2 separate regions of the Homo sapiens genome follow, and region 1 is linked to region 2. A link is a loop called in an ENCODE intact Hi-C map of the cell type or tissue named here. Cell type or tissue: psoas muscle. All regions are shown on one strand. Links, peaks and the distances in the headings refer to the core of each region. The heading gives the core; the rest is flanking DNA.

What was found. Hi-C counts contacts between places; a loop is a spot of excess contacts. Peaks named below come from ENCODE experiments on the same cell type or tissue, not always from the same donor. Only the 100,000 strongest peaks of a DNase experiment are listed, where the experiment ranks them.
Region 1: a loop joins it to region 2, with 10 times the contacts of the local background. A loop is called at or near these places in 78 of 110 quality-filtered maps.

Annotation. Positions count from the first base shown.
Region 1 is chr16:11,524,168-11,539,366 of GRCh38, reverse strand. LOC400499 (putative uncharacterized protein LOC400499) reads left to right here and starts at 12,120. Exons shown (of 67, transcript NM_001370704.1): 1 at 12,120-12,258. The coding sequence starts at 12,192. RefSeq lists enhancers at 10,923-11,856, 11,857-12,791. In psoas muscle, for the core only: a CTCF peak has its summit at 7,036 (motif pointing left); a DNase peak (open chromatin) is centred at 7,006.
Region 2 is chr16:11,709,872-11,725,070 of GRCh38, reverse strand. TXNDC11 (thioredoxin domain containing 11) reads left to right here. Exons shown (of 12, transcript NM_015914.7): 5 at 3,401-3,494. Among named protein-coding and RNA genes, the nearest start is that of TXNDC11, 25 kb to the left of the region's middle. In psoas muscle, for the core only: a CTCF peak has its summit at 10,305 (motif pointing right); DNase peaks (open chromatin) are centred at 10,320 and 10,680; H3K4me3 peaks cover 256 bases; H3K27ac peaks cover 3,977 bases.

The sequences.
Region 1 (15,199 bases), core at 3,869-11,868, 180 kb after region 2:
TGTGCGCAGGTTATTGCGTTCAGGTGCGTTTGCCCTACAGCCCACCGGAGCCAGCTCTTCGGTAAACTAGGAAACCCTTGAGACACAGGTCTCAATGAGCACCAGGCTGTGGTCAGCTTTGATACGCAGGAGCAGAGCAAGCCAAGAAATGACACTCAACTTTGCAAGAATCAGCCCCCTGTGTCTCCTTCCCACTGTCTGCTGCCAGGGGCGGGCGTCTGTATTCACACATCTGGCTCAGGTGAGGATGGGGCCAGGAGCCACCTTTGCAGGTCATTCGAAGGCCCCCACATTCCTTCCACCGGTGGGCCCTGGGGGCTGCCTCCCTCCCTCCCTGAGCTGAGAATCCCATCTTTGGAGTGAGTCTTGCGTCTACAGATCTAGGGCTGCACGTGTGTCCTGCTCAGGGCATGGCTAATAGGGCCCATTCCCTGGAAGCAAGGGCAGGAAGGGGACTGGGCACGGGGCTGTCGTCTTTACATAAGGGCTCATTACCACGGAGGCCTTAGCAGCTAGGGTACCTGTGATCCTGGGCAGGCGTATTTCTGCTTGGAGGACGTGGGGATTGGAAGCAGGGGTCGATTATAGAGCTGAGCCACAGGTGAAGTGGCTGGTGCATCTCTGAGTAGCCAAGAAATGGGAAAAGTGCCGGGAGAGGCAGGCCTCCTAACGCAGGGAGAAGGTTTCAGACCCCATCGTAGACTCTGCTGTATAACAGCCACTCACACAGGGCTTTGCGGTAAGAACTTTTTGGCTTCTTTGGCAATAGCTTTATTGAGATGTTATCTACATGTCACACAATTCACCCATTTAAAGTGTACAATTCAGCCGGGCGTGGTGGCTTACACCTGTAATCCAGCACTTTGGGAGGCCAAGGTGGGAGGGTTGGTGTAGGCCAGAAGTTGAAGACCAACCTGGACAACAAGGTGAGACTCGGTCTCTTTAAAAAAAAAAAAAAAAAAAAAAAAAAAAACGGGCCAGGCGCGGTGGCTCACGCCTGTAATCCCAGCACTTTGGGAGGCCGAGGCAGGTGGATCACGAGGTCAGGAGATTAAGACCATCCTGGCTAACACGGTGAAACCCCATCTCTACTAAAAATACAAAAAATTAGCCTGGCGTGGTGGTGGGCGCCTGTAGTCCCAGCTACTCGGGAGGCTGAGGCAGGAGAATGGTGTGAACCTGGGAGGCGGAGCTTGCAGTGAGCTGAGATCGTGCCACTGCACTCCAGCCTGGGCGACAGAGCGAGATTCTGTCTTAAAAATGTCGTTGGGCGTGGTGGTGCGTGCCTGCAGTCCCAGCTACTGAGGAAGCTGAGGAAGGAGGATTTTTTGAGCCGCGCCGAGGTCAAGGCTGCAGTGAGCTGTGATTGCACCGCTGCACTCCAGCCTGGGCAACAGGAGCAAGACCCTGTCTCTAAAACATAAAGTTTTAAAGCATAATGATTTAATCGGTTTTTATTATATTCACAAAGTTGTGCAACCATTACCACAATCAAGTTTAGCATTTTCATCAGCTCAAAAAGAAACCCCGGGCCAAGTGTGGCGGTTCACGCCTGTAATCCCAGCACTTTGGGAGGCTGAGCTGGGCAGATCACCTATGGTCAGGAGTTCCAGACTAGCCTGGCCAACATGGTGACTTGTCTCTACAAAAATACAAAAATTGGCCGGGCATGATGGCAGGTGCCTATAATCTCAGCTACTCAGGAGGTTGAGGCAGGAGAATTGCTTGAACCTGGGAGGCAGAGATTGCAGTGAGCTGAAATCATACCACTGCTCTCCAGCCTGGGTGACAGAATGAGATATGGTCTCAAAACAAAACCAAAAATCCCGTACCCTTTAGTTGACGACTCTCAATCTCCTCTCCCTGCCACTCCCAGCCCCTGGCAATCAACTGATCTACTCTCCAGCTCTATAGATTTGCCCATTCTGTACGTATCATGTAAAGGGAATCATAGCATATGTGGTCTTTTGTGCCTGGATTTTTTTTTTTTTTTTTTTTGAGATGGAATGTTGCTCTGTCACCCAGGCTGGAGTGCATTGACGTGATCTTGGCTCACTGCAACCTCCGCCTCCCAGGTTCAAGCAATTCTTCTGCCTCAGTGTTCCGAGTAGCTGGGATTATAGGTGTGTGCCACCACGCCTGGCTAATTTTTTTTGTACTTTTAGTAGAGACGGGGTTTCACCATGTTGGCCAGGCTGGTCTCAAACTCTGGAACTCATGAATCGCCTGCCTCAGCCTCCCAAAGTGCTGGGATTACAGGTGTGAGCCACCACGTCTAGCCGATGCCTGGCTTCTTTTACATGGCATAATGTTTTCAAGGGCCACCCACGCTGTGGCAGGTGTCATTGCTCCATTGCTTTTTATAGCCAGATTGTAGTCCATTGTGTGCATAGATGACATTTTGTTTATCTGTTGAAGGTTATCTTTATATCTTTAAAAAGTCTGTGGCTCTATCCTTGCTACTCATTGTACCAGCTATTAAAAAAAAAAGAAAAACCACTGTGCCATTTTTCAGTAAAATGATTTAGACAATCTTCTTCTATATTAAAAATTATAAGGGTAAGCCTAAATAGGACATGTCAAAGACAAAAGGGCAGCTGTTAATGAGTAGGCCGGGCAGCAGAATTGAGGCTGTCCTGGGCACGCCCAATGTGTGGACACCCCACTCCTGGGCCAGGTAACAGCAATGCACTGTCTCAATGCTTCAGGCCTTGGATAACACAGCAGAGGAGCGTGGCCCCTGGTTAAAAACCCACATGTGGCCAGGTGTGGTGGCTGACACCTGTAATTCCAGCACTTTGGGAGGCTGAGGCGGGTGAATCACAAGGTCAGGAGTTGGAGACCAGCCTGGCCAATATGGTGAAACCCCCATCTCCACTAAAAAGTACAAAAATTAGCTGGGTGTGGTGTCACGCACCTGTAGTCCCAGCTACTTGGGAGGTTGAGGCAGAATCGCTGCAACCTGAGAGGCGGAGGTTGCGGTGAGCCGAGATCGAGCCACTGCACTCTAGCCTGAGTGACAGAGTGAGACTCCGTCTCAAAAAACCAAAAAACCCACATGTGATTTTTTTTTTTAAGGCCTGACCATAGGCAATTCCGAAAGCGTTTACCTGGCAGGCCTTAGGGGAAGCTGCCCTCCCCACACCAGACTTGGGGTACAGCCAGTACCCTGTGATCTCCAGAGGGGGTTGCATCGTGGTCTCAGTCCCCACGGCTCTGCTCTGATGCATGTCTACATTTTTAGCCCTGCTGCCTGCCTTCCTAGGTCTCCTGATCTGAGGCCTTGGGCAGGGATCTTCTTCAGGGTTCTCTTATGACCAGAAGGAGGGAAAAGAAGACCCTTTTCCCCACCCTGGCTTGTTACTCAGTACTTTTCCAGTCCTAGCCCCCTCTCTTGCCCCCTACCCAGGTCCATAATACTGTCAGGAGCCTTTTGCCTGGTTCCCCCACATCTGGATGATACACCAGATCCTCAACTGATGCCCTGTTCCGTGGGGAAACGGGAGAAGGGCAGTTGGTGCTTTCTCCGGTTTTAACCTCCTGCTTGTACCATCACGGTGAGTGATCACGGGCGTAACGCTGTCATTTTTGGCTTATTGCTTTGCCACCTGACAGCTCAGCCCGCCCTCTTGCAGCTCAGCTGAGCTCCTGACAGCTATAGGAATTGGCACTCGATCTTTGATTGTGAAATGATGTCAACCTGTAAACAGTAAAGGTAAATTAGTGAGTAAGCTTCTGGATGCCAGGAAGATAATGACCAATGACTGTAGATCACCCCAGCACAGAGCAGCAGTGAGTATCTGTTGAGTGCCTGCCATGGGCGGGGCACATTCTGTTATTGAATTTCACAACGATTCTGTAAGATGAACATCCCCTCTCCATTTTACAGACAAACTGAAATTCTGACAGGTGAAGTTACCGGTCCCAGGTTCCAAGCTGGGATTCCTCAGCTAACATGTCAATCCTCCCAGAGGCATTTGTGTTTTTGTGCTTGAACTTTTTCCTTGTTTGCACTCATAAACTACATGTTTTATTTCCCGGGCGATAGGCAGCACCTATGGTCCGCCTGTGAAAGAAACATGGGTGTTTTCAAATGACACAGAGGTGGCCACCAGCTCATCCTCACCCAAGCCAGGTGTGCTGATGCTGACCCACACCCGGGAGTCCACGATGAGAAGGGGACACAGGTGGCTGCTGCTTGCAAAATTGAGTGTCACTTGCTTGGCTTGTTCCACTCCTGCTTATCAAAGCTGAATATGACCTGGTCCTAATGGAGACTGGCTCATAGGTGCCAAGCCTGTGTCTCGAGGCGTTTCCTGGCCCCCTATACGTCTGCTCCTGAAAGACAAGCTTCTTTGTCATCTTTTCTTGTTTCTTATTCATAGAGATGGGGTCTCACTGCGTTGGCCAGGCTGGTCTCAAACTCTTCATCCTCTCACCTCGGCCTCTCAAATTGCTGAGCTACCACACTCAGCCTATTTGTCTTGCTTCTGATCTGTCTTCCTGCACTAGAAAGTCAGCTCCTTGAAGGCAGGGGCTTTCATCTGTCTGATGCTGTATCCCCAGTAAACAGTGACTGGCACACAGTAGATGTTTGCATTTCAGGAGGGGCCCGAGATCACTCTCGGCCTCTATGGTTTTCTAGAAGGAATCACAGAGCTCAGAAAAGACATTGCACTCATGGCTGCTGTTGATTACAGGGAAAGAGAGTAAAATCAGTAAAGGGAAAAGGTGCATAAGGCAGGGAGGCCAGGCACAAGCTCCCAGATGTCCTCTCCCTGTGGACTCGTGGACAGTACTTATTTCTCCCAGCCATAATGTGTGGCAATGTGCACAGAGCATTGCCAACCAAGGAAGCTCACCAGAGCCTTGTGTGCAATGTTTTTATTGGCAACCAGTCATGGCCAATGGCCCATAGTTGACCTCAGTCTCCAGCCCCTCCAGAGGTCATGCTGGTATCACCTGGCCCAAACCCCCCACCCTAAATCATGTCATTAGCAGAGACTGGCTGGCGTGGTTCCAGGCCCCCAGGTAAACAAAGACACTGACATTACCATCAGGCAGCACATTCCAAGGGCCTGGAGTTTCCTTCCAGGAGCAGGACAAGGTTAACTTTTTTTTTTTTTTTGAGACGGAGTCTCCCTCTGTTGCCTGGGCTAGAGTACAGTGGTGCAATCTCGGTTCTTTGCAACCTCTGCCTCCCAGGTTCAAGCAATTCTCCTGCCTCAGCCTCCGGAGCAGCTGGGATTACAGGCGCACGCCACCATGCCCGGCTAATTTTTGTATTTTTAGTAGAGACAGGGTTTCACCTTGTTGGCCAGGCTGGTCTTGAACTCGAGACCTTGGGTGTTATGCCTGCCTTCGCCTCCTAAAGTGCTGGGATTACAGGTGGGAGCCACTGTGCCCGGCCTGGGTTAATTTCTAGAAGGGGAATTGCTAGGACAGAGAAAATGTGCCTCCCCTTCCCTACCCAGCCAGCGTTTTTATGGCCACAATGTGAAGGTGTTATGAGCAATACAAAAGGGAGGATAGTCTTTGCCCTTGAAAAGATTAAATTGCTTGAGTTTCACGTACTCCAAATATGAAGTGATCTACCATTCACCTTTAACCTGCAAAACCTCAATGTGCTGTTTCCTCTTTCTTTTCCCTGAGGGCCCATGTCCTGTTTCTCCACTAGTCGCCAATTACTTCATCCAGGCTTCATGGCCTTTTCACTTAATTTTTAAAATTTCTTCTTCTTCTTTTTTTTTTTTTTTTTTTCGGATGGGGTCTTGCTCTGTCTCCAGGTTTAAGTGCTGTGGTGCGATCTCAGCTCACTGTAACCTCGGCCTCCCGGGTTCAAGCAATCCTCCTGCCTCAATCTCCCAAGTAGCGATCCGCCTGCCACAGCCTCCCAAAGTGCTGGGATTACAGGTGTGAGCCACCGCACCCAGCCTGAGTTTTGTAGCTTCAATTTGCATTTCTTTTTTAGTGGAGTGATCTTGGCTCACAGCAACCTCCATCTCCTGGGTTCAAGTGATTCTTCTGCCTCAACCTCCCGAGTAGCTGGGATTACAGGCGTGTGCCAACATACCAAGCTAATTTTTGTATTTTTAGCAGAGACGGGGTTTCACCATGTTGGCCAGGCTGGTCTCGAACTCTGGACCTCAGATGATCTGCCCTCCTCAGCCTCCAAAAGTGCTGGGGCTATAGGCGTGAGCCAATGCACCCAGCCTAATTTGAATTTTTTTAATGTCTAAGGTTGAGCCTCTTTGCCGAAACTCTATCTGTGTCTTTTTTTGTGTCCTTTTCTGTGAACGGGATGCTCGTATACTTTGTCCATCTTTGAATCTGTTGTTCTCCCCAACTAGATGCAATGCTATTTTTATCATGTGCCTACTCCTGTGTGTACTTGGTTTCTTTCTGAACTCTCTGTTCTCCACTTGAACACAACATGGAGCCAGAAGACACTTTGTCAGGAATTTCTAGCCCCTTTATTTTGCCAATGAGTAAAGGAGTCCAGAGAGGTTAAGTAACTTTTCTAAGGTCACACTGCTAATTGAATAAATAAGCAAAGGGATGAACCATCCCTCCCTGCTCTCTCGCATCCACTCCCCACCTTCTTCCATCCACCTGACTTTTCCAACCTTACTAGTAAACAACAGGGAGCCAATTTCTCTGTCAATCTTTTTTTTTTTTTTTTTGATACAGGGTCTCACTCTATTGCCCAGGCTGGAGTACAGTGGCGTGATCTCAGCTCATTGCAACCTCCCCTTCCTGGGTTCCAGCAATTCTCTTGCCTCAGCCTCCCGAGTAGCTGGGACTATACAGGTGTATGCCACCATGCCTGGCTAATTTTTGTATTTTTTGGTAGAGACAGGGTTTCACATGTTGGCCAGGCTAGTCTCGAACTCTTGACTTCAAGTGATCCGCTTGCCTCAGCCTCCCAAAGTGCTGGGATTACAGGCGTGAGCCACCTAGCCCAGCCTCTTGTTCATCTTTTGTGTTGAAGATAAGGTGGCAGTAGTGAGTGCTTCATGAAGGCCAGGCGAGAGGAGCTCACTGCCCCCTGCTGGTTACTTCTTCTCTATCATGGGGTATCTGTGGCTCTCTCACCCGCTTACCCTAGCTCTGCAAAATATCTTTTGGTGGTTTAAAAAGAAAGCTGCTTCAGGCCGGGTGTAGTGGCTCACACCTGTAATCCCAGCACTTTGGGAGGCTGAGGCAGGTGTAGGTCACTTGAGGTCAGGAGTTTGAGACCAGCCTGGCCAACATGGTGAAACCCCTATCTCTACTGAAAATACAAAAATTAGCTGTGCATGGTGGTGGGCACCTGTAATCCCAGCTACTTGGGAGGCTGAGGCAGGAGAATCGCTTGAACCCGGGAGGCGGAAGTTGCAGTGAGCTGAGATGGCGCCATTGCACTCCAGCCTGGGTGACAGAGTGAGACCCTGTCTCAAAAAACAAAACAAAACAAAAACAAAAACAAAAAAACCTGCTTCATTCTGAAAAGAATTGAAGAAACACTGTAGGATTCCAACTCTGTGACATTCTGGAAAAGGCAAAACTGGAGACAGTAAAAAGATCAGCGGTTTTGGGGTTGGTGGGGGGCGTGGTAAGGGAAAGGGAAGGATTAATAGGCAGAGCAGAGGGATCTGGTTGTTTAAGAGTGTGGTACCTCTGCCATGCCTCTCTCGGTCCTGCGCCTGCCATGTAAGACGCCTGTTCCCGCTTTGCCCTCTGCCATGAGTGAAAGCTACCTGAGGCCTCCCCAGAGGCAGGTGCTACCATATACTTCCTGTACACCTTCCCGAACAGTGAACCAATTAACCCACTTTCCTTTATAAATTACCCAGTCTCAGGTCTTTCTTTATAGCAGTGTGAGAACAAGCTAATACACAAATGAAAAGGCTGCCTTTTTTTTTTTTTTTTAAAAACAGTCTTGCTCTGTCACCCAGGCTGCAGTGTAGTGGCGTGATCACAGCTCACTGCAGCTTCAACCTCCTGCGCTCAAGAAATCCTCCTGCCCCAGCCTCCTGAGTAGCTGGGACTACAGGTGTGCACTACCACACCCGGCTTTTATTTTTGTAGAGACAAGGTCTCCCTGTGTTCCTCAGGCTGGTCTTGAACTCCTGGGCTCAAACAATCCCTCTGCCTCAGCCTCCCAAAGTGCTGGGAGTAAAGGCCTGAGCCACTGCACCCACCAAAAGGGCTTCTGAACTCTGGTGACTCTGACCTGAGCCTGATGGGCTTCAATCCATACTCCGGCTGAACTCACACTGACTGGAAGGAAGCTCGATCCCCAGTCGCTGGCAAACCCAACCCCAACCCCGTAAATTTTCTCTAGGTAGAAGCAGGACTTTCTTTGGTGGGAGGAAGAGGAGGTGGGAGGCTGGATCTATGGTGGATGGCTTGTATAGGAGGGTCTGAGTCTTTGTGAATCGAATCCTGTGTCCCCATGTTCTATCAAACCACCTTACTGGGTTTTGGGCCTGTGACAATGTAGACACAAAGTGAGGCCAGCGGTACAGAGACCCTTCCCAGGCAGACTCGGGTAGGCTGGGGCAATGCAAACACAGCTGGTCATCAGAATGGCCTGGAGGGAGGGCCCCACCCTAGGGAGTCTGATTGTCCTGGTCTGGAATGGGCCTGGGAATCTGCATTTGTAGCCAATACCCACTGTGATTGGCGAGAAGCCATCGCATTGAGAATTGCAAGGTCTCTGCTCAGGCTCCTGACTTTGAATGGGGGAGGAATTCAGGCCTGTGGTCAGAGACTTGAGTCTCCTGGGGGAGAAGACGGAGAAAGAAAGTGATGGACCAAAGCTGCCAGAGCTAACAGAGCAGGGACTCTGGAGCCAGATGGGGTTAAAATCCTCCTGAGCTGTGTGACTTAGGGCAAGTGTCTTAACCTCTCTGTATCTCTGTTTCCTCATCTGTACCATGGGATGACCTAGTTCACCTTGCAGGGATTTTGCAGGAGAAGTTGATGAATGAGTCAATATACAAGGAATGCTTTGCCTAGTCTGATAGTTTCCTAACAACAATGCCATCTATTCTTTGAGATCCAGGGAAATCTCTCCTTTGTAAACTGCTTCCACGAGTTCCTGCCAGAATAACTGTTCCTTTCTCTGCGTGAGGTCTGTCTGTGGTGTGCTGAAGATCTTCTGCCTGTGCATCTCGTTTCCCCACTGACTCCTCCAAGCCAGCACCCCCCCACTCGCCCCCCAGGATGCTCTTCCCCACAGCATTTGGCAGCCACGCCCGAACCCATCGTAGTCCCCAAGCAGCTGTGAGCTGAAGGGTCTTTTAGGTCTTTATCCCTGTGGGTCAGGTGCTCCTGAACCCTGCTAGAGAAAATGCTTGAGCTGGGGGCCAGGCTCAGTGGCTCATGCCTGTAATCCCAGCACTTTGGGAGGCCGAGGCAGGTGGATCACCTGAGGCCAGGAGTTCGAGACCAGGCTGGCCAACATAGTGAAACCCCAGCTCTACTAAAAATACACAAAATTAGCCAGGCGTGGCGGCACATGCCTGTAGTCCCAGCTACTCGGGAGGCTGAGGCAGGAAAATCGCTTTGAACTTGAGAGGTGGTGGTTGCAGTGAGCCGAGGTTGCGCCATTGCACTCTAGCCTGGGCAACAAGAGCGAAACTCCGTCTCAAAAAAAGAAAATAAAGGAAAATGCTTGAGCTTGGGAAAAGGGAGGTAGAATCATTGATTTCAAAATATGAAAAGAAAATGGGCCAAGTCTAAAAGCATAAATGATTAAGTTTTCATAAAACATGGTGTGCCAACCAGTCAACTGTGTCTTAATTTGACTCTAAGAAAATTCCATTAAAAGTACATTTAACTGTCCATCACGAGATAAATGGCTACATAGAAAGTGGTCTATCCTTTCAGTGCATTATTCAGCCACGGAAAGGAATGACACACTATTTCACGTTTCGTGGCTGAGCCCCAAAACTGTCATGCTGAGTGAAAGAAGCCAGACAAAGGCCACCTACTAAACCATTCCATTTATGTGAAATGTCCAGAATAGACAAATCCATAAGGACACAAAGCAGATCAGTGGTGGCCAAGGACTGGGGTCAGAGGCACCAGAGGTGATTGTTTACTAGGTATGGGATTTCTTTTTGCAGTGAGGAAATTATGAAATTGGTTGTGGTAATGATTGCCAAACTCCCTTACTATCTTAAAAACCATTGAGTTGTATGCTTTATTTTAATTTAATTAATTTATTTTTTTGAAATGGAGTCTCACTCTGTCACCCAGGCTGGAGTGCAGTGGCACAATCTCGGCTCACTGCAACCTCTGCCTCCTGGGTTCAAGTGATTCTCCCGCCTCAGCCTCCCAAGTAGCTGGGATTACAGGCACCACCATGCCCAGCTAATTTTTTGTACTTTTAGTTGAGACGGGTTTTCACCATGTTGTCCAGGCTGGTCTTGAACTCCTGGCCTCAAGTGATCCACTCGCCTCAGCCTCCCAAAGTGCTGGGATTACAGGCACATGCCACCGTGCCCTGCTAATTTTTGTATTTTTAGTAGAGACAGGGTTTCACCATGTTGGCCAGGCTGGTCTTGAACTCCTGATCTTGTGATCCACCCATCTCGGCCTCCCAAAGTGCTGGGATTACAGGCATGAGCTGCCGCGCCAGTTGAGTTTTGTGCTTTAAATGGGAGAATTGAGTCAAGTAGACCCAGCTACTTGGGAGGCTGAGGTGGGAGGATCACTTGAGCCCAGGAGGTTGAGGCTGCAGTGAGCTACGATCACACCACTGCACTCCAGCGTGGGCAACAGAGTGAGAGCCCATCTTTAAAAAACAAAACAAAACAAAAACAAACAAACAAAAATCACACCTTGAAAACCAAAAGGTGTGGGTGGAGGTGAGTTTGAGGGAGAGAGGCAGAGATGTGGGACCTAGAATGAACGCTGAGCAGGTGTGAGCAGACCTCTGGCCTCCCGAATTACTTCCTTGTCCTCTTGGGAGGCCTTAAACCTGGAGCTTTGAAAAACCCGCTGCTGCTGTGATAAGAGCCATTTCCAAAGGCCTTGCTAAGTCAGGCCTCCCGTTGGCTTTTCCTAACCTGAGCACTGGGAAAGACAAACCCAATGTCAGACTACACAACTAGACAGTAGTGATGGTTGCGCAATGTCATGAGTGGACACGACGCCACTCAACTGAATACTTAAAAGTGGTTAAAATGGGCCGGGTGCCGTGGCTCATGCCTGTAATCTTAGCACTTTGGGAGGCTGAGGCAGGTGGATCGCTTGAGCCCAGGAGTTTAAGACCAGCCTGGGCAACGTAGTGAAACTCCGTCTCTACAAAAAATACAAGAATGAGGTGGGCGTGGTGGCACAGTGCCTGTAGTCCCAGCTACTTGGGAGGCTGAGGCAAGAGGATTGCTTGAGCCCGGGAGGTGTAGGCTGCAGTGAGCCATGACCACACCACTGTACTCCAGCCTTGGTGACGGATTGAGACCTTGTTGTTGTTGTTGTTTGTTGAGACGGAATCTAGCTCTTTTGCCCAGAGTGCAGTGCTGGAGTGCAGTGGCGCGATCTTGGCTCACTGCAAACTCTGCCTCCCGGGTTCAAGCGATTCTCCTGCCTCCACCTCCCGAGTAGCCGGGATTACAGGCACTCGCCACCATGCCCAGATAATTTTTAAATTTTTTGTAGAGATGGGGTCTCACTGTGTTGGCCAGGCTGGTCTCAAACTCCTGACCTCGTGATCTGCCCGCCTCGACCTCCCAAAGTGTTGGAATTACAAGCGTGAGCCACCGCGCCCAGCTGAGACCCTGTCTTTTAAAATAAATGAAATGGTTAAAATGGTCAGTTTTATGTTTTTAAAATATAATTATACTGCAATTAAAAAGAAACAACCACTACACCGTCTTGCCTTCTGACCTGAGATCTCTGTTTACAAGGCTAGGAGAGTAGTCAAGCTCCTTTTTTTTCCCCTCTAGGCTTTTTTTCCCCTCATTGGTCAGGAGCCCCCTCCCCTCCTCTCTGTCGGGCGGGGTGCTAATAACTTTATTGGAGGCTTCTGACTGGCTGGATCTCTGTTCTGAATGCCCCCCACCTCCCCTTCTACCCTCCTGGGCTGGGAGAGTGGGTTAAAGCTGAGCCCTCCTCTTTGGGGAAAAAGATTCCTTTCAGGACCACGCTGAGCTGCTCTGGAGCCTGAGGCTGGTGGCACGGGGCTGGCCCAGGAAGTGATGCCGGCCCCCGTGGGACTCCTCGGTCTGGTCCTGCTCTGGCCGCTGATGGCAGTGACTGCGGAGAGTAAGTAAAACTGCTGCGCGTTCCTGGTCCTGTCTGGAGCGAAGCAAGGGGCAGTCCAGATGCGCCGGGGATTGCGCTTTTGTAGCCAGATGCCTGTTGACCTGCCTTTCCGCTGCCACCTTTTGTTTTGCTTTTCATGGGGAAGAGGAGCGAGAGATGACAGGTGAATCCTCATCTCTCACTCACATGCTCCACCAGCATCCTCTGGAAACTCAGACAAGGCAGGGATTGGGGAGCTGCAGAGACCAGATCTGAAGCCCTGAGTGAGAAAATGCTGCCTTCTGGACCCACTGAGCTTGAGCCCAGCAGGTCGAGGCTGCAGTGAGCCGAGATCATGCCACTGCACTCCAACTTGGGCGACAGAGTGAGACATTGTCTCAGCAACAAAAAAATGCAAGTAATATTAATTTTCCTAGTACCCACACATACAAATTTTTAAAAAGGCAGGTGAAATTAATAACATTTTACTTAACCCAATATATCCAATATATAATTAGAAAATGTAATCAATAGGAAGTATTAATGAGATTTATTTCCCATTCAACATTTAATGTGTATTTTATACTTACGACATATTTCAATTCAGATGCTAAGTTTTCATTGCAAATACTTGATCTGTCTTTAGATTTCTTAAAACTTAGAGTTGAGAAAGTAGGTTTACCTACTGTGCCAAGTTGTTTCAAACATATTTGAAAGTTTTCTTTCTTTAAAAAATATTTTTTGTGGAGACGGGGTTTCACCATGTTGCCCAGGCTGGTCTCAAACTCAAGTGATCCTCCCAGAGTGCTGGGATTACAGGCATGAGCCACTGCACCAGGCTGAAAGTCTTATAATAAGTGAATTGAGTATTGGTTTTTTGTTTAATTAAAATTAAATGAAAAGTTTCTCTGTAACCAGTAACATTTTAGATGCTTCATAGCCACATACTGGAGAGCGCGGGCCAGATTGTGGGGTCTTTTATTTGTTGTAAATGATGTAATTGTTTTGATATTTGGGCTTTTATTTCAGCATAGAACACTGTCTGGCATGCTATAGGTACTTGGTAAATTGTGTTGGTTTCATAAAAGAATGCACACTGATCAGAATTGACAGCTGAGAAAGCTGAAATGGGACTTGATTTCATTTGCTGGCTAGAGATGACACTCATTTCAGTCCATTTCAGATCTCTTCCTGGAAGTGAGTAGGATCTGATTGAAGAATTTATTACCTCCAGTGTGCAGTGTTTTCCCATCCTTGGTTAATCTGTTAAGAATTTATCATGACATGAACTTCATTTTTCTGAAATTTAAAAAATATTTTAAATGTGTTCAAGCGTTCAGGAAATGGAAGGGGTACAGGCTTAATTCAAGCACAATGCTCTCAGACCTCAGCTCACTTCTGCAGGTCATGGTGGCTGGAGGCTGGTGGGCCAGGCTGCTTTGTAGCCTAGCTGAGCAGTGAAGCAGATGTAGGGATTGTCTGTTGAGCAAACAAGCAGGATGCTGGGCTTGTGCACAATCGAGAACGTAATGATTACGCACACATATGTTTAATTTGGTGCCCAGTGTCCGAGTGATCAAAGAGTTGAAGGAAAGTTGGAAGGGAAATTGATTGGGTTGAATGTCTTTGAAATGTGGTTTTATCTGTTGATATTCTACTTGAATGCAAAGAGGGTTTTGTTAGATGTGCCAAAATATTTAGGAGAAAAAAACCCTGCCAGATATCTTACCATGTCCAATGTTTTAAAGGGTGTAAACAAAATAGTATATAATGCACCCTACCTCCACCCCTCCCCGTTTTGGGGAAATGATTTGTTTTTCCTTTTTTTTTTTTTTTTGGGACAAGGTCTTAACTCTGCTACCCAGGCTGGAATACGATCGCACCAGGCAGTGGTGCGATCTCGGCTCACTGCAATCTCCACCTGTCGGCTCAAGCAATTCTCCCACCTCCCACGAGTAGCTGGGACCACAGGTGTGCACCACCACGCCCGGCTAATTTTTGTATTTTTTATAGAGAGGGGGTTTCGCCATGCTGGCCAGGCTGGTCTCGAACTCCTGAGCTCAAGCCATCACCCACCTCAGCTTCCCAAAGTACTGGGATTACAGGCATGAGCCACCGTACCCAGGCACAATGTGTTTTTCGAGGGATTAAACAGGTCAGCAAGTGTAGCAATGACCAGTCGAGGTGCAGCGGGGTGGTTTTGAGGATGGAAGTGGTATTATTGAAATGCCATCCTATGGAAATGGCTGCAGATGAATGCCTGCTTAATGCATAGGAGGGCACGGGTGATGCCTGGGAAAGATCCTGCAAGTGGCTGGCAGGAAGGGGAAACGAGGTTTGAAAGTAGGTGGCAGTGGAAGGGCTGGGTGGCTGGAGGGAGGGAGGGAGGGGTGCTGGCCTTCCCAGGGAGGGAGCTCCAGGAATCTCTGGCAGTTTTCTTAGCAGCCTGAGCTGGGGGCCGAGGGGCCACCTCACCACATCTGCTCATGCCCTGGTTGTCCTCTGCCCCTTCGATGGTGGGAGAAGGGAGACACTCAACAGGGAGCAGCACCAGCTCCTGCTATTTCCTGCAGCAGCCTCTTGGTCTTGCTGGTGTTCCATTCATTACTCATTTGCTCACTTACTGTCTGATTCATTCAGGATGAGGGTATGGCTGGGGACTCTGGAGCCAGAGTGCCTGGGTTCAAATCCTAAGGCTCCACCGTTAGCCAGCTGTGTGCACCTGGGCAAGTCACTTGGATGGATAGGAGACAGGAGAGGGTGGGTGGCTGGGTGGATGGATGGATAGGAGGGAGAGTGGGTGAATGGATGGATGCATGGATAACAGCGGGGAGTGGGTGGGTGGATGGATGGATAGGAGAGGGAGTGGGTGAGTGGGTAGATGGATAGGAGGGGGAATGGGTGAGTAGGTGGATGGATGGATAGGAGAGGGTAGTGGGTGGGTGGATGGATGGATTGGGGG
Region 2 (15,199 bases), core at 5,995-13,994:
TTCTTGCAAACCATGTTAAGAAATTTGACTGGGCCCCGTGGCTCACACCTGTAATCCCAGTACTTTGGGAGGCCGAGGCGGGCAGATCATGAGGTCAGGAGTTTAAGACCAGCCTGGCCAACATGGTGAAACCTCGTCTCTACTAAAAATACAAAAAATTAGCCGGATGTGGTGGCGGGCGCCTGTAATCCCAGCTACTCGGGAGGCTGAGGCAGGAGAATTGCTTTAACCTGTGAGTCAGAGGTTGCAGTGAGCGGAGATCACGCCACTGCACGCCAGCCTTGGCGACAGAGAAAGACTCTGTCTCCAAAAAAGAGAAAAAGAAATTCTACTTACTTCAGTTACTCCAGTTGTGGAATCCCTCTTCCTTGAATGTTCTTCCTGCCAATTTAAATAGAGAGAGGAAAATGAAGTCGATTACTGTGGACAACGTATACTAACAGAACCAGTGTCATTTTTATTTTTATTTTATAGAGATGAGGTCTTGCCATGTTGCCCAGGCTAGTTTGGAACTCCTGAGGTCAGGTGATCCTCCCATCTCAGCCCCCAAAAGTCCTGGGATTATAGACATAAGCCACCACACCTGGCCGGTGTCATTTTTATTTCAGTGGACATTAAGTTGATTGGAAAGGGAATAGGACTGAGCAATAGTCATTTAATTTTCAGTGACTAATTTTCTGGCTCCTCTAATTTCAGTATTGTTTGGACATCATTTGTGTTAGGTATTGGTAGCTTCTACATCAGTAGTGCTTACTTTCTTATTTATTTGTTTGTTTGATTGTTTTTTTGAGACAGAGTCTCCCTCTCTTGCCCAGGGTGGAGTGCAGTGGTGCGATCTCTGCTCACTGTAGCCTCCACCTCCCAGGTTCAAGCAATTCTCCTGCCTCAGCCTCCCAAGTAGCTGCAACTACAGGTGCCCACCATCACGCCTGGCTAATTTTTGTGTTTTTAGTAGAGATGGGATTTCACCAGGCTGGCCAAGGGTGATCTTGAACTCCTGGCCTCAAGTGATCTGAGGGGATTACAGGCGTGAGTGCTGCTGGCCTCTTTTTTATTTTTTAAAGCACTTGACAGATTCATTTGACTTGTACTTTATAATTTACTCACCAAATGCTAACAGTATTATTATTTCAAACTCTTCTATCTGCAGGCAAAATATTTTAAGAATCTTTCCATGAATTTCTGTATCCATTTAAGAACACTTATTTAGCATACATTCATTCATTTATTCCTAACAGCTTGGTAACAAAATTGTTTTAAATTTAGATGGGATGGGGAAAGGCTCGGGAATCTTTTAGGGGGAAGAAGAGAGTTAAGTAAAATTGCCAGATGACAGAAAACATGAGCATTTTGACAGAATTGTAGAATGCTGGTACCCAACATTGTCATATTGTTTGTAAAATTCTACTCTGAATGTTGTGCACATAGGTACTGTTTCTGTTAGTTCATAGTTTTGTGGGTTTTTTTTTTGTTTGTTTTTTGTTTTAAGATGGAGTCTTGCCCTTTTGCCCAGGCTGGAATGCAGTGGCACGATCTTGGCTCACTGCAACCTCCACCTCCCTGGTTCAAGCAATTCTTGTGCCTCAGCCTCCTGAGTAGCTGGAATTACAGGCGTGCACCACCATGGCTGGCTAATTTTTTTATTTTCAGTAGAGACAGGGTTCCACCATATCGGCCAGGCTGGTCTTGAACTCCCGACCTCAAGTGATCCACCTGCCTCAGCCTCCCAAAGTGCTGGGATTACAGGCGTGAGCCAGGGCAACAGAGTGAGAATCTGTTTCTTTTTTTTTTTCTTTTTTTTCTTTTTTTTTGAGATGGACTCTTGCTCTCTCCCCCACCTGCTGGAGTGCAGGGGCATGATCTCAGCTCACTGCAGCCTCCACCCCCTGGGTTCAAGGGATTCTCTTGCCTCAGCTTTCCGAGTATTTGGGACTACAGGCATGTACCACCACACCTGGCTAATTTTTGTATTTTTTAATAGAGACAGAGTTTTACCATGTTGACCAGGCTGGTCTTGAACTCCTGACCTCAAATGATCCTCCCTCTTAGGTCTCCCAAAGTGCTGCGATTACAAGTGTGAGCTACTGCACCCAGCCTAGATGTTAAGTTTCTATCAGAATGAAAACCAATTGATTCATTTACAGTTGAATCTTACAACAAGCAAGTGGTTTAGATTGGAAAGATAGTATATTCTACTACAGATCAAAAGTTTCCTCTTTTTTATAACATATTGATTTTAAACTTTACCAACAGATCAAATTTCCACCAAATTTTGGATGCAATTTTGTTTCAATGATCAAGTTCATTTCCACAATGACTTACTAATATAGAGTGTAGTGCCAAGTGCTTTTGGGCTCAAAAGGATTCTTTTCATTTGCCTAGTGCTTTACGGTTCATCAGGCTTGCTCTTTGCCTAACCCTGTGAAGAATTGTTCCTATTTCCACATCAGGCAACTGAGGTTTCATATTGAAGGGTTCTCCCGAGGCTGTTCATTCAGCCACTAGATCTCAGACTTGAGCTTAGGTCTTCTGACTCCAAGTCCAGCACTCTTTCCTCAGGGATCTCAAAATTTGACTTTTAAGACAGATACGATTATTACAGAATAAAACCTGACTGAATGAGTGCCACAGGGCCTTCCAAGAAGGAAGAAGTGATTGTAAACAGGAAGGCAGAACATATCTGGTAGGGGACAGTTAATTGGTTTGGCAGAATGAAGGGGCATTCTACGCCCAGCTTAGAGAAGTGGAATGAGCAGGTGGAAATGAATGTGTAGGGTGGAGGAGCCAGAGGGCCAGAGGCGGGTCCTCTGCAGATCTGAGGGAAAGGAGAGTTGCCACTGTGGAATGCTGGGTTTTGGCGGGGGTTCTGTGGTTTGTTTCCTGTTGAAGGGGCTTGATTACAGGTGAAGATTAACCCTGATTTCCAGCAAAGTGTGAAGGTATGTTTGGAGTCAATGAGAGAGAGAGATTCAAGAAGAAACTTAAGAAAGGTTAAAAGAAAATTATTGCCATTGCTTGTCTGGAGTTGTTAAAAGCGATTGAGGACATAACTTACTGATAAAGTTTTGAGCCTGGGAGAATTGTACTGTCAACAAACAGGGTGTGGAAAGACCTACTCATGGGGACAGAAGGAAATTTCAGCTTTGAATGTCCCTGAATGACCACTGTACAATCCTGTCAAAGCTACTGCAACTCCATCCCTTACCCTGTTTGTTGTTTAAATGGAGGGGATGTTCAACCCCAACCTGAAATTTTTATCATGTGCTTAGGCTTTTTGAAAAAATGAAAGGCAACAAGATGCATTAATTGTCAAATTGTAATATGTCTTGCTTTAAAATATCCTCCATTACACTGTGGCTGACAGTGCCTCAGTTACCTAATTCTGCTCTTTTTCCTGCAGCCTGGAGTACTCGGGTACTTTGAGTTCAGTGGCTCACCCCAGCCTCCTGGTTATTTGACCTTCTTCACCTCAGCATTACATTCATTAAAGAAAGGTAAAAAATGATTCATATTAAGACATTGTTACTTCAGTAGAATTGTTACTTACATCTTTTCCATGTGTTATTATGAATATATATTCTAATTTGCTTGATTCCTTTTCTCAACGTATTTTTATTTATTTTATTTTTTTTTAGATGGAGTCTCGCCCTGCCGCCCAGGCTGGAGTGCAGTGGCGTGATCTTGGCTCACTGGAATCTGCCTCCCGGGTTCAAGCGATTCTCCTGCCTCAGCCTCCTGAGTAGCTGGAGTTACATAGGTGCCTGCCGCCATGCCTGGCTAATTTTTGTATTTTTAGTAGATATGGGGTTTTGCCACGTTGGCCAGGCTGGTCTCGAACTCCTGACGTCAGGTGATCCACCTGCCTCAGTTCCCAAAGTGCTGGGATTACAGGCATGAGCCACTGCGCCCAGCCGTCAGTGTATTTTTAATAATTACATTGTTTAGTGTTCCATCATTAGCAAACAGGAAATACTGTTCTGTTTCACATATAGTCTCGCAAATGTTTTGCTTTTTAAAAATATAGCTTGAGGCTGGGCGCAGTGGCTCATGCCCGTAGTCCCAGCACTTTGGGAGGCTTAGGCGGGTGGATTGCTTGAGTCCAGGAGTTTGAGACCAGCCTGGCCAACATGGCAAAACTCCGTCTCTACAAGGAATACAAAAATTAGGCACGTGTGGTGGTACACACCTGTAATCCCAGCTAGTTGGGAGGCTGAGGTGGGAGACTTGCTTCAACGTAGGAGGCAGAGGTTGCAGTAAACCGAGATCGCGCCACTGCACCACTGCACTCCAGCCTGGGGGACAGAGTGAGATCCTGTCTCAAAAAAAAAAACCATATATATATATATGATATGAATGTCGGGCACGGTGGCTCACGCCTGTAATCCCAACACTTTGGAAGGTCAAGGCGGGTGGATCACCTGAGGTCAGGAGTTCGAGAACAGTCTGGCCAACATGACGAAACCCCGTCTCTACTAAAAATACAAAAATTTAGCCAGACATGGTGGCACGTGCTTGTAGTCCCAGCTACTTGGGAGGCTGAGGCAGGAGAATCGATTGAACCCGGGAGGCGGAGGTTGCAGTGAGCCAAGATCACGCCATTGCACTCCAGCCTGGGTGACAGAGCGAGACTCTGTCTCAAAAAAAAAAAAAAAAATTATTACATCATAATCTTTTTTTGTGTGTATAGTTAAAAGTTTTGGTCAGCATTTTTAGTGGTTATTTTATCTGTCAGATAGGTTGTAATTTAGCAATACATTTCTTCTGAGAAGTATTTTTATAGGTATAAAACGCATGTCACATTACAGCATAGGCTACTGCCAGCTTCTCACATCTGTATTTTTCTTTGACTTAGTTGAATTGTATATTGTTTGGTGTCCTGGTTTTTAAGTGAAAGGTCATATTCTCCCAATTGTTTTATGTTGTTGTATGCTCTCTCTCAGTCCTGACTCCACAGCTTGTCACTTGTGTCAGATCCATTCTCATCTGCTCGCTTGTCTCCATCCCCTTTGTTACCACTCCAGTCTGCGCCCCTTCACCCACACCTGGACCAGACCAGTGGACACATAACTGGTATCCACTCGCTTCTCCTTCCTCAGACTGTGGCCTTTGCATATGCTAGTCCTTCTTCCTGGAATGTGCCTCCACCCCTAGGGCTCAGTTCTCCACCTGTCAGGGCCCAGCCCAAATATCGCTTCCACAATTAAATAACTGAAACCACTACCCCAGTCTAACTTGGGTACCCTGTTGTTTTTTTGTAGCACTTAACACAGTTTGCATTTATGTATGTGGTTACAAGATGATTTATTTAATGTCTTTTTCCCTAGACTGTAAGATTTCTGAGGGTAGGGACCATGTTCCTCATGTTAGTGTTCTTTCTGTATAGCCTGGCACAAAGCAGGGTCTCAGTCAGTCTTTGCCAAGCAAGTGATCACATTAATGACCCTATTACCTTCCCCCAGGAGATCAACCAAAAATATGTAACTATTCTTTTATTATTTTTATTTTTGGAATATTAAAACAGTATATATGAAACAATTATATGACTGGCAATTTTAATATATACCTTGAAGGTTTTATGGACAGAGAATCTACTATATTCACATTGTTTGTCTGGGAGACATAGGGGGAGAAAAGCTGTCATATAAGTATGTCTGTCTAATTGAAAGACTTTGAGCTGCACAGTTTCAAGTGACTAAGCAGACTTAGCAAATGGAAGTTTGAACTTTGGAAACAAAATACTGCCAGCTTAAATAAGCTTAAGAAGCATCCATTCAAAGCTCTTCATGGAAAATTAAATAAAGCCCTTCACAGAAGACAGACCTTAATGAAGACTATATAAAAGGGTAACCTAGAGTCATTCACTAAAGTGATGGTAGCATTCAAGTTTGTGAGCTGAAGAGGCCATTTCAAGGTCGTAGAAGCATGTTTTGTTATTTGATTGGCTTATATTGTGTGCTGCTATGCCGTATTAGAAATACATTACTCATCTTAAATTATTTTTTCATTCAGAGGTTTCTAAAAAGGTGTTCCTTTTAGGAATACCCTTCTAATAAGAGGCAGCAGCCTTTTTCTCCTTTCTTTCAGCAAAAGAAGGGTAAATAGTGATAAATAAAATAGATATAAAATAAGGTTGAAAGGGATAAATGGTTAAAAATTACTCAAAGGTTCAAAATGAACCTCCTTGGTCAAATCACTAATTTTGACAAGTTTATGTGCTAGTTGTTTTCATAATAAATGTGGTCTGATTTACTTTCTCTACATCTCTTCCCTATCCTGTGATTCTGGTTGGAGCTTGTAAAATTCTGTTGCATATGCAAGTTTGCAGGAGCTGAGATTAATTAATTAATTAATTCTAATTAATCCTTTTCACCCCATTTTTTTGTGGCTAAATTCACACAATTGGAAATGATGATTTTCTGTAATATGTGCACTATGAAGGATTCCCTAAAGTAAATCTTGCCTTGGGCATCTGGGGTTTTTCTCCCTTTCTTCTACCCTGAAGTCAAATGGTGTTTTCCTTATTATTAACAGCAGATGTGCAGTAAGAGGTAGGAGAAACACATGCACATTTAAAAAAAAAAGATACAGTTTCAAATTAAATTCTAGGTCAATGTCATGTTTAGATTGTATGTACAGATCAAGGCTGGAGAAACATTTGACACATATAACATTTAGTTATAGAGAACTGAACTGAAGAAGTGTTTAGACTGTTGTAGTAGAAAGCAGATGCCTTGGTTCAGCTGGCTACCAGCATTTATACAATACACATGCCTTTCCCCTGCCTTAATGATTTTTTTTTAAATTGTCTTAGAAATAGCCAGGCCACTTCAAAGTTCTACATTTGTTTTTTGAAGCTAGCTGGTCATCAGTGCATAAATAATTTGCGAGAGTACCATGTCTGAAGCATCACAGGGCTGTAGGGTGTGCTGTGAGGAGAGCTTATTCCTGGCCCCCAGCATGCGAGGCTTGGGTTATAAGATCGGGTTCTGTGGTCCTTTACCCCCCACTTAACGCAACTTGTCAAACATTTGCTATTTTTACACATTAAAAGAAAGGAAATTCACTTACCACCTCAGCACTCTAATAGTAACTGCCTTCTCTTGTTGTTTTAACTGTTTCCTTTTTTCTCCAGGGCTCGGCCTCAGTGCTGATCTGTCAGTTTACCTTGGTCCACCTGTTAAGGTGTTGTGGACAGGAACTCTTGTGCATATTTCTGTCCATTATTGTATTAGCCTTTCTTTTTTTTTTTTGAGACAGAGTCTCTCTCTGTCGTTCAGGCTGGAGTGCAGTGGCGAAATCTCTGCTCACTGCAACCTCTGCCTCCGAGGTTCAGGTGATTCTCCTGCCTCAGCCTCCCGAGTAGCTGGGATTACAGGCGCCTGCCACCACGCCCAGCTTATTTTTTGTATTTTTAGTAGAGACGGGGTTTCACCATGTTGGCCAGGCTGTTCTTGAACTCCTGACCTCATGATCCGCCCGCTTCGGCCTCCCAAAGTGCTGGGATTACAGGCGTGAGCCACTGCGCCCAGCCTGTGTTAGCCTTTTTTACTTCTGTTATTATTATTTATGTAGTGCTTTCGTATTTTCTTTAAAAAAAAGTTAAATCTCTGGTTCTTTTTTTTTTTTTTTTTTTTTTCATTTGGAGTCTCGCTCTTTTGCCCAGGCTGGAGTGCAGTGGCATGATCTCAGCTCACTGCAACCTCCGCCCAGGTTCAAGGGATTCTCATGCCTCAGCCTCCTAAGTAGCTAGGACTACAGGCGCCCACTACTGCGCCCACTACCACGCCCGCCTAATTTTTGTACCGTTAGTACAGACAGCTTTTTGCCATGTTGGCCAGGCTGGTCTCAAACTCCTGACCTCAAGTGATCCACCTGCCTCGGCCTCCTAAAGTGCTGGGATTACAGGCATAAGCCACTGCGCCTGGCCTTCTGGTTAGTTTTTCTTGCTTTTTTTTTTTTTTTCCTGAAAATCTGATGACTATATTAGTTTATTTTCTTCTTTTTTAAATTTAAAAATTATTTAGCACTTTATGCTCCCTGGCTTTACTTTGGCTTAAAATATAGAGCACAGTTGATTTTTCCCTCTCTCATTTATAAAATGATGTTTCCTTTCTTTCTAATCTTGATGATGCCTGCTTTAACTACAGAACATATTTTTCCATGGATTTGGGTCTATTTCTGTGATTTCTTTTGGTCTGGATACCTATTTTTGTCTGAGTAAACATAATCTAAGTTCTTACTTTGTAAATTGTTATTACTTGGTCAAGTCTGGACTTCTTGTAGTTCTTGTGTTTTGTGGAATATTCTTTTATGTCCATCCGTGCCTTTGGCTGGAATTTTGTTGAAATTATGTTAAATATATAAATTGACTTGAAGATAATTGACATGTTCATAACATTTAGCTTTCCTTTCTAGGTGCACAGCATGATTATTCATTTATTCAAAACTTCCTTTTAATTTTTTATAGTAGGTCTTACATATCTCTCATTAATGTTTAATCATTTCACAGTGCTAGATGATTAATTGTGGGCTGGCAATCTTTGTATATGTTTCAAAAGCCTGGAGGAAATCAGCTCTCTTGTACTTTACTCCTCCAGGACTGCAAAGCCTGTTCCTCTTGTAACATTTTTACATTTGATCTTGGCAGAGAGGCTACTTTATTGCCAAAAGAAAATTTGGTAGAGGGGTCATATTCTGAAGTTGCTTGCTTGATTTTTAAAAATCTGATGATTATTTCATTATTTGCTGTAAAAATGTGTTCTGGTAACATTTTGTCATACTCTGCTATAATTCAGTGGCTTTTTTAAAAGAGAAGATTTGCAGCAAATTTTGACCCCATTTTTCATCTGATCTACAAAAGGACTTGCAGTGCAGTCTAGGGAGAAAAGCAGTGGGCTGGGAGGCAGCAATGCCTGGTCCTTACCCTTTGTCTGCTCCTGGTGAGGTCTGTAAACTTGGAACAAAATATTTAACCTTTCTGTGTTTGTGTTTGTTTATCTTTAAATTTGGGGAGGGTAGAGGTAAGTATATAAATCCTTATTTTATAAGGTCAAATCATGAAATACTTTGTGTGTGAGTAAAGTAATAAAGCGAGTAAAGAAATACTTTGCGTGCAAGTAAAATAATAGTCTTTATACCTTAATTAGAAACTAAGCCATCTGGTTGAAAGCACCTCAGATAAGTATTTTACCTATTCTAGTGAAAAAATCCACACAAGAAATGATGTCATTGACTGACCAGCAGGCCCAGTCTTTCTCTTCCCCTTTCCCGTGCACCTCCTACCTGCTTCTATTTGTAACGCATGGTTTTCTCCCTGTCCAATGGACTGAATCTCTCTGCCACCAGAATAGGAGCTAATTTTTCAGATAATATTTACTGAGGACCTTGATGGCAGGGTTTTGTTTTGTTGCTCCTACAGCTCCACACCGTGCTTGGTGAATGTATGACTGGTAAAGGACGCGTGAGAAAGATTTTAGCTACGGGATTTTAAATGTCACTTTGGATCCCCTCTCACTACCTTCTCCACTTCTTGTGCCTGGCCCTTCAGGCTCAATAGACCATAGTGTAGGAATTTCCCTGCCTGGTTCATTCTTTTTTTTTTTTTTTTTGCCGTGACAGGGTCTCACTTTGTTGCCCAGGCTGGAACGCAGTGGTAACCTTGAACTCATGGGCTCAAGCAATCAGATTCTGCCTCAGCCTTCTGAGTAGCTAGAACTACAGGTGTGCACCAACACACCAGCAAGTTACAACAATTTTTTTTTGTAGAGATCAAATTGAAATTCACATGGTACCTAAATACCATCTTGGAAATACACTAAACTATTTTTTTGTTTTGTTTTGTTTTGTTTTGTTTTTGAGACATCCGTTCTCTGCTCACTGCAACCTCCGCCTCCCGGGTTCAAGCAATTCTCCTGCCTCAGCTTCTCGAGTAGCTGGGACTACAGGCACACGCCACTAGGCCTGGCTGATTTTTGTGTATTTTAGTAGAGACGGGGTTTCACTGTGTTGCCCAGGCTGGTCTGGAACTCCTGAGCTCAGGCAATCCTCCCGCTTTGGCCTCCCAAAGTGCTGGGATTACAGGCGTGAGCCACCACGCCCGGCCACACTAAACTATTAACCAAAATATTGTTTCCACTCCCTTCTACCACCTTTGGGAATTCCTAAACTCAGTTGATGAGGAAACCTTGTAGCATTAGTAGCATTAGTTTTCTAAGGAACTCCCTTTGGGAAATAGTGTTTTAGAGGAAAGGTATTAAATGGAGGAAGAACTTTGATTCCAGCGTAGTGTCCCTGTACTCCACCAGGTGGCGTCTGATGCTGCCGAGATTTGCTTGTAGAACTGAGTCGGTACGCATAAAAAGTGCCCTCCTCCAAGCGAAGAAAGCTTTTCTGGAGTATTGTTCTGTCAGATTGGAAATTTTTTTTTTTTTTGAGACGGAGTCTTGCTTTGTCGCCCAGGCTGGAGTGCAGCCGCGCGATCTCGGCTCACTGCAACCTCCGCCTCCCGGGTTCACGCCATTTTCCTGCCTCAGCTTCCCGAGTAGCTGGGACTACAGGCGCCCGCCACCACGCCCGGCTAATGTTTTGTATTTTTTAGTAGAGACGGGGTTTCACCGTTTTCGCCAGCATCGTCTTGATCCCCGACCTCGTGATCCGCCCACCTCGGCCTCCCAAAGTGCTGGAGTTACAGGCGTGAGCCAACGAGCGCGGCCAGATGGTGAGATTTTATACAGCATCAAAAGATCTTGGCGGGGCACGGTGGCTCACGCCTGTAATCCTAGCACTTTGCGAGACTGAGGCAGGTGGATCTCTTGAGCTCAGGAGTTTGAGACCAACCTTTCGCAATGTGGCGAAACCCCGTCTCTACAAAAAATACTAAAAATTAGCCTGTAGTTGCAGCTACTTAGGGGCTGAGGTGGGAGGATGGTTTGAACCTAGGAAGTCAGGGCTGCAGTGAGCTGAGATCATGCCACTGCTTTCTGGCCTGGGTGACGAAAGTGAGACCTTGTCTCAAAAAAAAAAAATCTGAAGGATAGGGTTTTCTTGCTCAGTATGGGACATTTTAAAAGGCATTGAAAAAACAAGGGACTGACAAGCAAGGATGGCTTGGAGATTGCTTTATTTTCTCAGGTTTTTGGACCTAACTCTTGGGTCTTTGGACCAGACATTGAGTTTAACAGTTCTCGGCAAATGGCATGGGTTCTAGGATCGTTTTTTTTTCTTGGGTAATTTCATTTGTTGTCACTATACTCACTCATGGGGGAGACCTTTTTCTAACTATCTGCCTGCATTGAGACCCTTCTGGGTACTGACTAATATAGATTAAAATAAACATATTAAAAATTCCATACTTTGGGCCGGGCGCTGTGGCTCATACCTGTAATCCCAGCACTTTGGGAGGCCAAGGCGCATGGATCACCTGAGGTAAGGGGTTTTAGACCAGTCTGACCAACACGGAGAAACCCGGTGTTTACTAAAAATACAAAAATAGGCAGGCATGGTGGCACATGACTGTAATCCTAGCTGCTTGGGAGGCTGAGACAGGAGAATCTCTTGAACCTGGGAGGTGGAGGTTGCAGTGAGCCAAAATCATGCCATTGCACTCCAGCCTAGGCAACAAGAGCAAAACTCTGTCTCAAAAAAAAGGAAAAAAAATTCCATACTTTATGTCCCCACACCTAAAACTGACTGTTTAATTCAGTTGACATTATTTTAGCAAAGGAATCCTTGTATATTTTGTGAGAGATGCTTTTATTTCCATTATGATTTCTTTTCTTTTTTTTTTTTTTTGAGACAGAGTCTCACTCTGTGCCCAGGCTGGAGTGCACAATCATGGCTCACTGCAGCCTCAACCTCCCCAGGCTCAGGTGATCCTCCTACCTCAGCCCCCCAAGGAGCTGGGACTACAGGCATGCACCACCACGCCTGGCAACCTGGCAATTTTTTTTTTTTTTTTTTTTCCTGAGACAGAGTTTCACTCTTGTTGCCCAGGCTGGAGTGCAATGGCACGATCTTGACTCACCGCAACCTCCGCCTCCTGGGTTCAAGCGATTCTCCTGCCTCCCAAGTAGCTGGGATTTACAGGCATGCACCACCATGCCCAACTGATTTCTGTGTGTGTGTGTGTGTGTGTGTGTGTGTTTTAAGTGGAAATGGGGTTTCTCCATGTTGGTCAGGCTGGTCTTGAACTCCCGACCTCAGGTGATCCAACCACCTCAGCCTTCCAAAGTGCCGGGATTACAGGCGTCCACCACTCCTGGCCAAATTTTTCTATTTTTTTTGTAGAGATGTAGTTTCACCACGTTACCCTGGCTGATCTTGAACTCCTGGGTTCAAGCAGTCCAGCCACCTCAGCCTCCAGAAGTGCTGTGGTTAAAGGGGTGAGCCACTGTGCCCCACAATGACTTATTTCTTAAGTCTTATAAATAAGAACTAAGGCCAAAAAAGATCCTCTCAGCACGTGAGGTTAGAATCAGAAGTACGATTTCTTATTAAATAATTCAACAACCATTTGAGGATCTGGTATGTGATATAGCTATAATGATGAATGTATCTCATTTCCTGCCATCAGCAGGAGCCACCAGCCAGTGTGGCCAAGAAGTAGGGTTGCTCACAATGAGAATTTAGTGATGGGTCTGTGACAGCCTTCCTTAGGTGGAGACGGGAAGATGGCTCAGTGGAGATGGGTGCTGGGGGGTGGGAGGCTTAGCCTGCAGCTAAGTATGGAAGAAACCGCATGCAGAGTGGAAGGTTGATGGGGCTGGGGAAAGCAACAGGTGTGTCCACTTGTGCCTTGGCTTCAGGAAGCTCAGAGCCAAATTTAGTGTTCATTTAGAGAGATTTTGATCCCTCGATCCCAGGTATTTGAAAAATTGCACCTTCACTTTCTAATTATGTAGTGATATTTTCTACCCTTTTAAATTGACTCTTTTAGAGTATTGGTGTGGGTGTTGATCCTGTTTCTCCAAGTTTGTTTTTTTCATGTTTGGAAGTTGATAAGACTCCTAGATAAAGAACTAGAAGCATTACAATCTTAGAAAATAATCTTAGGGACATAATAAAGTCACAAACTTACAGTCAAACAGCTCCGTGCAGACAAGCCCAGTTCTGGTCTGTCCTTGGCCACCTTTTATATACAGTTGAACCAGATAAGCTGATACTTGACTGAGCACTTCCATGAGCCAGGCACTTTACCTGAATGACACAGTCTTCACTGTCACCCTTTGAAGTAGGAAGTGTTTATTCCAGTTTCACAGATGGAGAAACCGAAGCTCTGAGGGGTTGCTAACTGGCTCAGGGTTAGTGTGGTAGGCAGGGCTCATAAGGGCTCCTTAAAAAGCTCCGCTTCTTACTCAGTAGAACCTGCGAATAGGTTATATACATGGCAAGGGGGAATTAAGGTAGCAAATAGAATTAGATTGCTAATCAGCTGACACTGAGGTTATCCTGTGTTACTGGGGTGGGCTCAGTGTAATCAGAAGGATTCTTAAGAATCAAAATTGGAGGCAAAATAGCAGAGTGTAATGTGAGATGGACAGTCTAGTTGTCACTGGCTTTGAAGGAGGAAAGGGCCACAAACCAAGGGATGTGGGTAACCTTTGGAGCTGGAAAAGTCAAGGATTCTCCCCCAGAGCCTCCCAAAGGAACATGACTTGCTAACAGGCCAGGGTTGATTTTAGCCTAGTGAGACTCATTTTGGACTTTTGACATCCAGAACTTTAAAATACATCTGTGTGTCTGCCATTATTTGTTACAGCAACAACACGAAGCCAGTACCGTCACATGCCAGTAAATACAGGAGCTGAGATGAGAACCCTGGTGCAGAGCTCACTCACTCCACCCTTACTCTGTTTTCTCTGCAGCTCCTCTGCTCTACTGAGGTGCAGCAGGTGATATGATATGGTGATTCCCTCTTGGCTTTGCCTGTGATACTGCTTTAAATGTAATGTTTTTCCCTGCCTAATGTCTGCCTTCCTAATTTTTCAAGGCCTAGGGGAAGTTCTATGGATTAATAACTCTTGACTATCTAGCATGACGTCCGGCACACTGGACGTCCTGTGATTTTCATCACCCCAGCTTCTTTCTTGGAGCTGCTGTTGCACTAATAGACAATAGGCCATGTCTTCCGCTTAGCAGCCTGTCTTGGTTTCTAGTTTTCCCTGGGCTTTAGTGGTATCTTCCTAACAATAAGCATAGATAGACAGGGGCCAATGAGTCCTGAAGTCATTTTATTTTATTTAATGTTTATTTATTTATTTGACAGGGTCTCACTCTGTTGCCCAAGCTAGAGTGCAGTGGCACAGTCACGGCTCATTGCAGCTTCAAACTCCCGAGGCTCAGGTGATCTTCCTGCAGGCTCACGCCATCACACCCAGTTAATTTTTGTAGAGATGAGGTTTTGCCATGTTGCCTAGGCTGCTCTTGAATTCCTGGGCTCAAGCAGTCCACCCACCTTGGCCTCCCAAAGTGCTGGGATTACAGGCATGAGCCACTGCGCCTGGCTCTAGTCATTTTAATAGCAAGTATCCTGGTATAATCATGGCCCAGCGGCCTTTTCTCACTGGCCTTCAGGTTTCAGGTTCCCCATCTGTTAAATAAGGGAGCTTTGCCCTAGTTATCTGTAAGGGACACTTCATCTTGAAAATGCAATGGCCCTTGGCCTATTTTTGTAGGCCTGGGAGCTAAGGATGTTTTTTACATTTTTAAAGCATTGTTTGGAGGGGAAAAAGAGAACGTGACAGAGACCTCATCTAGCTGACTCCTGTGTTAGACCTTAAGAACAGCCTGAAATGGGGTGGAGGAGGTTTCTCAGTGGATATATTTAGTTTGCAGAGTCCTTCCTTCCCCTGAGGGCTACCAAAAAAAAAAAAAATTAATTGAAGTGCATACAAGGGAAGTTTTTCAATTGATCATTTTATTTTTTCTTTTGAGATGGAGTCTTGCTCTGTCACTGAGTCTAGAGTGCAGTGGTGTGATCTTGGCTCGCTGCAGTCTCTGCCTCCTGGGTTCAAGCGGTTCTCCTGCCTCAGCCTCCCGAGTAGCTGGGATTACAGGCATGTGCCACCACGTCTGTCTAATGTTTGTACTTCTAGTAGAGACGGGGTTTCACCGTGGTGGTGTGAGCCACTGTGCCTGGCCTGAATTGATCATTTTAATATGGTGCTTTAGACTTACTAAATGAGAACAATTGGTGTGAGGG